Regions from separate parts of the Homo sapiens genome. Here region 1 is linked to region 2. The links are chromatin contacts, found by Hi-C or POLR2A ChIA-PET in ENCODE. All regions are on one chromosome and are shown on one strand. Each heading gives the region's core, a stretch centred on a gene start or an enhancer-like site at or near the end of the contact. The rest is flanking DNA. Distances are from core to core; before and after follow the strand shown.

The links. Hi-C counts contacts between places; a loop is a spot of excess contacts on that map. ChIA-PET counts read pairs that join two places held with the same protein, here RNA polymerase II (POLR2A). Pooled maps may share reads with other maps.
Region 1: a pooled map shows a loop between it and region 2 (2.3-fold over the local background). The contact joins the promoter of YBX2 here to the enhancer-like site in region 2. A Hi-C loop is called at or near these places in 4 of 168 maps with a recorded cell type or tissue (B cell, CD8-positive, alpha-beta T cell, breast epithelium and 1 more), 1 of 37 single-sample maps with no recorded cell type and 10 of 50 pooled maps. POLR2A ChIA-PET finds 5 or more read pairs at or near these places in 5 of 52 experiments (H1, PC-9, Panc1 and 2 more).

The regions. Positions count from the first base shown.
Region 1 is chr17:7,292,099-7,297,278 of GRCh38, reverse strand. It overlaps YBX2 (Y-box binding protein 2), which reads left to right and starts at 2,640. Exons shown (of 9, transcript NM_015982.4): 1 at 2,640-3,049; 2 at 3,741-3,804. The coding sequence starts at 2,779. LOC124903912 (a long non-coding RNA gene) reads left to right here and starts at 383. Exons shown (of 2, transcript XR_007065602.1): 1 at 383-477; 2 at 625-1,201. RefSeq lists an enhancer at 408-457 and silencers at 678-837, 2,376-2,545, 2,576-2,695, 3,113-3,288.
Region 2 is chr17:7,188,467-7,193,168 of GRCh38, reverse strand. It overlaps DLG4 (discs large MAGUK scaffold protein 4), which reads left to right. Exons shown (of 20, transcript NM_001321075.3): 17 at 52-224; 18 at 1,167-1,276; 19 at 1,811-1,902; 20 at 2,355-4,702. The coding sequence ends at 2,461. Among named protein-coding and RNA genes, the nearest start is that of ASGR1, 11 kb to the right of the region's middle. Within about 2 kb of position 1,513, at least 2 of the 41 ENCODE cell types and tissues checked have a DNase peak (open chromatin) inside an H3K27ac peak, as active enhancers do.

The sequences.
Region 1 (5,180 bases), core at 1,391-3,890, 100 kb before region 2:
CCTGTTGCCCAAACTGGAGTGCAATGGCATGATCTTGGCTCACTGCAGCCTCAGCCTTCTGGGTTCAAGCGATTCTCCTGCTTCAGCCTCCCAGGCAGCTGGGATTACAGGTACACGCCACCACGCCCGGCTAATTTTTTGTATTTTTAGTAGAAATGGGGTTTCACCATGTTAGCCAGGCTGGTCCCGAACTCCTGACCTCAGGTGATCCACCCACCTCAGCCTCCCAAAATGCTGGGATTACAGGTGTGAGCCACCACATCTGGCCATTTTCTTAATCTTACTACAAAAAGGTTCAGCTTCCCTTCCTAGGTCCTCTCTTCTCACCCTCCAGCCTGTAGCTAACGGGCCCACTCCTGAGCTCCGCCTTCCATGTGATTCTTTTGCTGCAGCGGTCACACTGTGAGGTTTCTTGCCTGCCTTCCCCAGTCTTGGTCTTAGGCTTCTCCAATTTCTTGAGCTCAGGGCTAGGCACGGGTAAGTCGGTCCTTAACAGTCTAAGGCCAGTGGTCATTCTTGTATGCTTCACGGCCTCGTCTTGCTACTTAGTTGTTTTCTTGTCTCTTCTCTTTTTCTGTCCACTGTGCCCGATGCCCCGGAAATCCGAATCTTCAACTCTGAAAGGGCCGGAGGGGTGCGGCGGGCGATAGATAGCAAGTGGAGGGTCAGCGAGGAAGCGGAATCCGGCGGCCTCCGGGAGCGGCCGGCAGAGGGCGCGCCGGGACCGGGAGAGGCGACTGCGGCTGCTGCGGGCAGCTGGCGGCGAAGGAGACGCGGAGGACGCCAGCCCTTGGGAAGCGCACGTGGGGCTTGCCCAGCAGCGCCTGGGGGCACGTGTGCTGCCCCGGGGCGCGCTGCCCTGGCTAAAAATACAACGCGCACCCGCGTCCTCCCTGGTGGGGGAGGCGGCCCTAGGGAGGAGATACTGCTGGAGCCTCGTTTTTCTGGGATTACAGGCGTGAGCCACCGCGCCCGGCCCATTTTCTTAATCTTCCCAGGCTCCCGAGAAACCTGGTACAAGCCTCGCACTGCCCCTCAGTCCTCTCATCTGTGGAATGGGGGCCGTTCATGTATTCGATAAATATTGAACGTGTACGTTGTACCAGGCACTGCTGCAGGCGTCCAGCTTAACTACAAGGCTCTTACTGCTGTGGAGTTTACAGCCCACTGTGTGCAGGGAAATAAAATAAGCAAATGGTCAGGATCATGTCATATTTTCAAAAATGCCATTAGAAAAATAAGGAATGGTGTGATGGCGAAGAGTGGCACGTAAGCTGCTGCTTGGAGAGAGCCACCTGGAGACACGAAGGCGCGTTTTCGGCAGAGGAAACCGCATGTGCAAAAGGCCTCGAGTCCGCTGGAGCTTGACGCCTGGCCGGAGACCACAGCCCCCGGCATACAGACGTGAGAGACCCCAAAGCCAGTCTAGGGCGGTAGACATCAGAGCTGCAGCGGTCGGTATGGGCCACATGGGTGGACACATTGATCAAAACTCAGCGAAGGCCGGGCACGGTGGCTTACCCTGTCATCCCAACACTTTGGGAGGCTGAGGCGGGCGGATCACCAGAGGTCAGGAGTTCGAGACCAGCCTGGCCAATATGGTGAAACCCCATCTCTACTAAAAATACAGAAATTAGCCAGGTTGTGGTGGCGCAAGCCTGTAATTCCAGGTACTCAGGAGGCTGAGGAGGGAGAATCGCTTGAACCCGGGAGGCAGAGGCTGCAGTGAGCCCAGATCGCGCACTGCGCTCCAGCCCGGGCGACAGAGGGAGACCTTGTGTCAAAACAAACAAACAAACAAACTCAGCGAAGAAGAATTGCGCATTGTACTACTTGTAAACCTTGTTTCCAATACAAACATAGGTAGGGGCAGGCCGGGAGCCACCTTGAGGTGGCTCAAGGCAGGAGAATCGCTTGAACCAGGGAGGCGGAGGTTGTAGCGAGCCGAGATCGCGCCACTGCACTCTAGTCTGGGCGACAGGGCGAGACCCTGTCTCAAAAAAAAAAAAAAAAAGAAAAGAAAAGAAAAAGAAAGAAAAAAGAAAAGTAGGGGGTCCTGGCTCATGGGAGCAAGTGTGAGCCGGGAAAACCATTCTGCTGCGCTTTCCAGCCTATCCTGCGGTTGGATCCCGCAGCCCCAGGGTGTGCAGGGCCGTCCTGTGGGGAGAGGGTGCCAAGGGCGGTGGTGGCCGGAAGGCGTCTGCACCTGGCAGCATACGGGCAAGGTCGGTCTCGAGGGTGGAGGCGAGCGGTGCTACTCACTGCCAGAACCGAGGCTGCAGATTCCCGCCCCTCGCTCAGGTCGTTAGGGGCAACCTTGGCACTGCGGCCCCGGCCCCGCCCTTCCCGCAGAGGCCAGGTGGCGGTTGGGGCGCGACCGGCCCGTTTGATTTCCCGCGGCCGGTGGAAAGGGGCGGAGGGGGGAGGGGAAAGGGGCCGCCGGCCAATGGGTTGGGCCGGGGGCCGTCACGTGGCGGCCAGGGGGCGGGGCCCAGGTGTACTTACTGGGCGGCTGGCGGGGGCCGGGGCCGCGGTGCGAAGTCCGGGAGGCGGGGTCGGCGTGCGGTCCGGGGGTGCTGCTGGGCTGGGATTGGCCCGTGGTCGGGAGGCGGGGTCTGCGCGAGCGGCGGCAGCGGGCTGCCATTGGCCTCGGCTCCGGGCCCGCTGCCGGCGTGTGGGCGAGGCTCGGGGCGCGAGGACCGAGCAGGGCGGTGGGTTCGCGAGCCGGGGGGAGGGGCCGGGGCGGTGGCGGCTGTGGCCGGTACTGGACCCGGCGGGATGAGCGAGGTGGAGGCGGCAGCGGGGGCTACAGCGGTCCCCGCGGCGACGGTGCCCGCGACGGCGGCAGGGGTGGTAGCGGTGGTGGTACCGGTGCCCGCAGGGGAGCCGCAGAAAGGCGGCGGGGCGGGCGGCGGGGGCGGAGCCGCCTCGGGCCCCGCTGCTGGGACCCCCTCGGCGCCGGGCTCCCGCACCCCTGGCAATCCGGCGACGGCGGTCTCGGGAACCCCCGCCCCCCCGGCCCGGAGTCAGGCGGACAAGCCGGTGCTGGGTGAGGGGCAGGCGCGCACAGGGCGGCTCTGAGGGGTCGGCGGGCTGGGGGAGGGGCAGTGTGGAGCCCGGCAGGATCCGGAAAACCAAAGGCGGCCTGGCCCGCAGGCCCAGAGCGCTAACTGGGCTGGGAGCTGCGCACCAAAGTGGATTCCCCTGGTGGGAAATCCTGCCGTACCTTCCTGGGAGAGAGGGCGGGGCCGGCAGGTTCAGCTAAGGTCTTGGGGTGGAGAATAAAGCCCCAGGGTCCGGCCACGCCCCCGGGCGGGACACAGTGCCTAGTTGACTGGGTTAGAACTAGGCAAACCTCTGAGCCTGGCAAGCAGGTGCACTGGGGACCCTTGCATTGGGAGGGCTAGAAAAACCCTCAGTTATGACCTGGGGGCGGCACTTTGCAGACCAGGTGAGTACCCAGTTCTAGGTGAAGGGGCTGGATTTGTAGGATGTGGGGAACGTGACTTAGAGTTGGAAGGCTTTTTGAAAGCCTGAGTCCCTGTGTGGGTGATTTCATTTGGTGGACTAGGGTAGGAATACCTTGAAGCTACTAGTGAAACCTGGTTGGCTTGAAGGTAACCTGAATAGGTAATAAGGCAGTAGGCTAGATTTTTTTTTGTTTTGGAGTGTCTCAAAACTGAGTTCAACTCCATCTCTTCCCCCCATCTCACTGTCCCCACTGCATCTCTGCCTGGCAGCAATCCAAGTCCTGGGCACTGTCAAATGGTTCAACGTCCGGAATGGTTACGGATTCATCAACAGGTATCCAAGGAACCCAGGGCGGGGGTGGAATGGGTGTCTTCCCAGCTGGCCTGTGGGACTGGACACCCGCCCAACCTCATCGACCCCTGCGGAGGCACATGGTTGCAATGTCCAGCTGATGCTGGTTGAAAGCCTTTAACCGCAGCACAAATGTGTGCTTCGTGACAAGAGGAAGCCTCCTCCGCATCTTCAAGGGTAGCGGAGGATTAATGATTCAGGAACTTGGCAAACCTGGCTCTGACCCTGCCAGCTTCTCATCTCACCTTCTGGAATTGCTTCATTACTTTTACTCTGACATGCCTTTGGGGCAGAATGTATTATAGGGTTCTCTGTGCCTCAGGGCCCCCGGCTGGAATCCTCAACTGATTTCCTGTTATGGCAGCACTCACAACTCAACTCCCTTAAAGAGCTGTGGCTCATTCGAGCCCTCCACCTGTTGGGACTGAGGCTGACAGTGGGGGTCAGGAGGAAGGAGCCAGAGGCTGCTGCTTTCCTTCAGTAGGCAGCCCCACCCCTCAGCACCGGGAGAGGCTGTGGCAGTGGATTCTGAGCAGAGCCAGGTCTCCCCCAGTGGGCCCTTCCCCAGCCCAGGCATCCTGCCCGGCCTGGCTCTCCTGGGAGGCCCTAGTTCCCTCTTAGCAGGCTGACCTTTGTGCAGATCCAAGTGCTTTAAAGCTAAAACGTTTGTTCTGGGGAAGGGTCCCTGTCTAATTCTGGAAATGGCAGACTGGGTCGGGGGCAGAGTGCCTCCAGGAAAACTTTTCCTTTCTCCCCTCCCCCCACCCACTGGGGTTCTTATGATAGAGAATGGGTGAATGTTTTCTTCTCTCTCACCCTTGGTCCCACGCGTGTTGAGAGTGGTCCTGACTCTGGGATTCACCTCCAGGCTGAGGATGAGAATAAAGTTTGGCAGCTGTTTAGAGCAAGTTCCTGACACATTGTTCCCTTCTCAAACTTGTTCTGCCCCTCTGGCCCCATCTGCACTTTCTGCCTCCTTGACTATAGAAGGAAGAAGACTGGAATTTTCCAACCCTGATGGGGGTTGGGGGAGGGGGTGTTGGCCAGGGACAGTTGCACCCAGCGCTGGCAGGTTGTAAGGCTAGCCTGGGGTGGAAGGTGGAGTCCCGGCAGGGGCAGAGCTGTCTGAGGTTCCTCAAGGTGCCTTTGCCTCCCCAGCCTGCCCTTTCCTTGTGAAGTCCAGGTTTGGCACTGAGGTTTTAGGTGTATCTCTCTTTACACCAGCTTCTGGGGGCCCTGCTGGCTCTCCCTCCCATTCCCCAGGCCATGTCCACCCCTAACTGGAATGCTGGAGAGGATGGGCCCACTGAGCTTAGACTGGGCATCTAGGGGGACCTCAGTGAGGAGCTGAGGGCTTT
Region 2 (4,702 bases), core at 264-2,763:
GCTAGAGGGATGGTGGTTAGATCTTTGGGGGGTGGGGTGACTTCCTGGCAGATACGACACGGCCCAAGCGGGAGTATGAGATAGATGGCCGGGATTACCACTTTGTGTCGTCCCGGGAGAAAATGGAGAAGGACATTCAGGCGCACAAGTTCATTGAGGCCGGCCAGTACAACAGCCACCTCTATGGGACCAGCGTCCAGTCCGTGCGAGAGGTGGCAGAGCAGGTAGGACCTGGCGGGCACCCGGTCCTCTTCCTTCTCCCCTCTCCCCACCCCACTGCCTCCCTCCAGCTTTCTCTAACTCTCTCTCTCTCTGTCTCTTTCCCTGCTGGGTCTCCACTCCGCTCCTCCACCTCCTTCTCCTCTTGGGCAACTCTGTCTGACTGCCTGCTCTCTGCCCCTGCTCTCTCTCCCACCTCCCTCACTTCCTGACCCCAAATTCCCCACCACCATCTGGCCTCTTTCTCTCCCCACTCCCTTCTCCTTGCCCCATTTCTCCTCTCTTCCCATGGCCTTGTCTTTGGTGGCTTGGCCTTCCCCACTGGGTCCCTCCCTTTTTCCTGACTCCCCGCTGGCCCTCTCCCCTGCCTCACCCTTTTCTGGGGCCCGGCTCCCCTCTCCCACTCCTCTGCTAACTCCTTTCCTTTCCCCGCTGCTCCTCACCCTGCCCTCCCTCCCTCCCTCCACGGTTCCTTTCTCCATCTGCCTCACTCCCTCCCATCTGTCTCCTTGTTCCTTCCATCTGTCTGTCCTCTGTCCGTCCTCCCCTCCCTCCTCCCTCTATCCTACTTCCTTTCTCCTTTTTCTTGGCTTTCCTTCCCGCCTGTGTCACCTCTGCCTTGCACACCCCGCCCCACTCGCTGCTGCCCCGGCTCTGCCACCATCTCTTGGGTCCCTGCCTGCCTGGTGCTCCTCCCTTCCTCCATTCTGTCCTGTCCCTGCCCTCTCCCGTGCTCTCCATCTTCCCTTTCCTTTCCCTCTGTCTTTTACTCTGTCCATACCCGCTTCCTGCCTGACTCTCTGCCCCCGTGTTTCTTGACATCCATGTCACTCCCCTTCGGCCAACTTCCCATTCCCCACCTCTCCCCGTCCGTGTCCCTCCGGCACTGCTCTCTGTCCTTTCTCGCCACCCGCTGGCCCCCCTCCGCCCACCCTGCCTGCCCCCAGGGGAAGCACTGCATCCTCGATGTCTCGGCCAATGCCGTGCGGCGGCTGCAGGCGGCCCACCTGCACCCCATCGCCATCTTCATCCGCCCCCGCTCCCTGGAGAATGTGCTGTGAGTATGGTCCTGGGGGCCTCCCCTTTGCTCCCCCAACACCTGTGGCCCTGGGCCTCACAAGGCGTCTGCGTTCAACTCTCCCTTCAGAACCCTGGACAGCGGTTTCAGCAGCCCCTGAGGGGGATCCCTGGAACCCAGAGGATGTGGGGGAATCGGGTCTTTCCCCTCCTCTCCTGCCTTGGCTAGACAGGACTACATTTCCCAGCAGCCCCTGGGGCATACCAGCTGGGGCGAGTCAGGGCCTCTAGGGCTGTTGGGAATTGGAGTCCGAATCCCATCTCTGGGGCTGAAGGCTGGAAGGATGAAGCTCCGTAGATGTCCCTGGAGTAGCCACACCTGGCTGGGGCGGTTGCGGGTGGCAGGGGGGTGGGGGGTGGTTCTCATCTGTGGCCCCAGAGGATATTGGGAATTGTATTTTTTTTTTTGCTATGTGCTCCAAATAGAAGAATACTTAACATTCCTGGATAGAGGAGATAAAAGGCAGGGTCAGGTGGGTCCAGTCTCAGGCCTGCTCTCCCTCCCTCTTCACAGAGAGATTAACAAGCGGATCACAGAGGAGCAAGCCCGCAAAGCCTTCGACAGAGCCACCAAGCTGGAGCAGGAGTTCACAGAGTGCTTCTCAGGTGAGGCCACAGCAAGGCTGTTGCCAGCATGTAGGGTGCCCTTGCTCGGATTAGAAAGAGCTCCCCCGCCACCCCCAGTGGATGGCTTAGAAAGAGGTGCCCCTGTGGGCGCGGCATGGTGGCTCACGCCTGTAATCCCAGCACTGGCGGGCACCTGTAATCCCAGCTACTCGGTAGGCCGAGGCAGGAGAATCGCTTGAACCTGGGAGGCAGAGGTTGCAGTGAGCCGAGATCGCACCACTGCACTCCAGCCTGGCGCTAAGAGCAAAACTCAATCTCAAAAAAAAAAAAAAAAAAAAAAAAGAGGTGCCCCTGTGGGCGGGTGCAGCCCCAGGACTTATGGCTTGGAGAGTTGGAAAGAGGTGCCCCTTCCTCTGGGCTGGTGCAACCCCCTTGGCCAGGTGTCCTCTGGCCCTTCCTTGGCCTCACTCCCTGCTCCACCCCACTCCCAGCCATCGTGGAGGGTGACAGCTTTGAGGAGATCTACCACAAGGTGAAGCGTGTCATCGAGGACCTCTCAGGCCCCTACATCTGGGTTCCAGCCCGAGAGAGACTCTGATTCCTGCCCTGGCTTGGCCTGGACTCGCCCTGCCTCCATCACCTGGGCCCTTGGTCTGGACTGAATTGCCCAAGCCCTTGGCTCCCCCCGGCCTCCCTCCCACCCCTTCTTATTTATTTCCTTTCTAACTGGATCCAGCCTGTTGGAGGGGGGACACTCCTCTGCATGTATCCCCGCACCCCAGAACTGGGCTCCTGAACGCCAGGAACCTGGGGTCTGGGGGGGAGCTGGGCTCCTTGTTCCGAGCCCTTGCTCCTTAGGATCCCCGCCCCCACCTGCCCCCAATGCACACACAGACCCACCGGGGGCCACCTGCCCTCCCCCATCCTCTCCCACACACATTCCAGAAGTCAGGGCCCCCTCGAGGAGCACCCGCTGCAGGGATGCAGGGCCACAGGCCTCCGCTCTCTCCTAAGGCAGGGTCTGGGGTCACCCCTGCCCTCATCGTAATTCCCCATGTTCCTTGATTTCTCATTTATTTTTTCCACTTTTTTTCTTCTCAAAGGTGGTTTTTTGGGGGGAGAAGCAGGGGACTCCGCAGCGGGCCCCTGCCTTCCACATGCCCCCACCATTTTTCTTTGCCGGTTTGCATGAGTGGAAGGTCTAAATGTGGCTTTTTTTTTTTTTTTTCCTGGGAATTTTTTTGGGGAAAAGGGAGGGATGGGTCTAGGGAGTGGGAAATGCGGGAGGGAGGGTGGGGGGCAGGGGTCGGGGGTCGGGTGTCCGGGAGCCAGGGAAGACTGGAAATGCTGCCGCCTTCTGCAATTTATTTATTTTTTTCTTTTGAGAGAGTGAAAGGAAGAGACAGATACTTGAAACTTGGTGTGTGGCCTGGTTATTTGGGACCTGGGTGTGGAGGGAGATGGGCGCAGCAGAGTCAGATCCTTCTTCACTCCAAGCCAGAGAGGTTAGTGGCCTGGAAAATGGGCCAGGGAGGTAACTGGCAAATCAAGGAACCCGAGTTGGTGAAGACTGAGCCTGGGAAGGTCTGGAGCTCTGTCCAAAGTCATGACAGGCCAGAAAGGGGAGGCTGGAACTTGTCTGGGGCCCTGCAGACTTAGTCCAGCTCTGATCCCTGCCGGGCTGTCTCAGTCCTGTTGGGAAGCACAACAGTCCTTAAAGGAAAATAGAGAGGAAACTTCGTTCATTCATGTTCATGGAGTTGTGGACAGAGCTAGGATCTGGAAATGATTTTTTTTGTTTTTTTGTTTTTTTTTTTGAGACAGAGTCTTGCTCTGTCGCACAGGCTGGAGTGCAGTGGCTCGATCTCGGCTCACTGTGATCTCTGCCACCCTGGTTCAAGTGATTCTCCTGCCTCAGCCCCCTGAGTAGCTGGGATTACAGATTACTGCCACCATGCCTGGCTAATTTTGTATTTTTAGTAGAGATGGGGTTTCACCATGTTGGTCAGGCTGGTCTTGAACTCCTGACCTTGTTATCCACCCGCCTCAGCCTCCCAAAGTGCTGGGATTACAGGCGTGAGCCACCGCGCCTGGCCTGGAAATGATCTTTACAGAGTTCTGCTGATAAGAACTGCTGTGTGAATATACGCTAGGTTTCTTTATGCGCCCCCCCCACCCTTTTTTTTTTTTTTTTGAGACAGAGTTTCGCTCTTTCGCTCAGGCTGGAGTGCTGTGGTGCGATCTTGGCTCACTGCAACCTCTGCCTGCTGGGTTCACACGGTTCTCCTGCCTCAGCCTCTCGAATAGCTGGGATTACAGGCGCCTGCCACCACTCCTGGCTAATTTTTGTATTTTTAGTAGAGATGGGGTTTTGCTTTGTTGGCCAGGCTGGTCTCGAACTCCTGACCTCAGGTGATCCGCCCAGCTTGGCCTCCCACAGTGTTAAGATTACAGGCATGAGCCACTACGCCCAGCCTTTATGTCCTATCTCTATGGGAAAGATCTGAGGCAGCTTTGTAAATAATGAGGGTAGGAAAATAAGAATCTAAATGCCAAAGATGAAAACTGGAGAAATGTATATGAACTGTGAGGGTAAATGTGATCTCTGAGCTTCCTGATAGCCATGGCAAAAAAGGAAATTGTCAATTACCTACTTCTTTATTATAAGGGAGAAATAATTTTAGTTCTTTTAGGGAGTCATATTTTCCTGGCCCTAAGTCCTAACTGAAGCTCCTGAGATCCTGCTATGTAGAATGGTGACTCTCAGCCTTCTGCCTTCTTCATGTGTTTGGCACAGATGAACCTTTGGGGGCACCTGCTGGGGTACTATTCCTTTCTC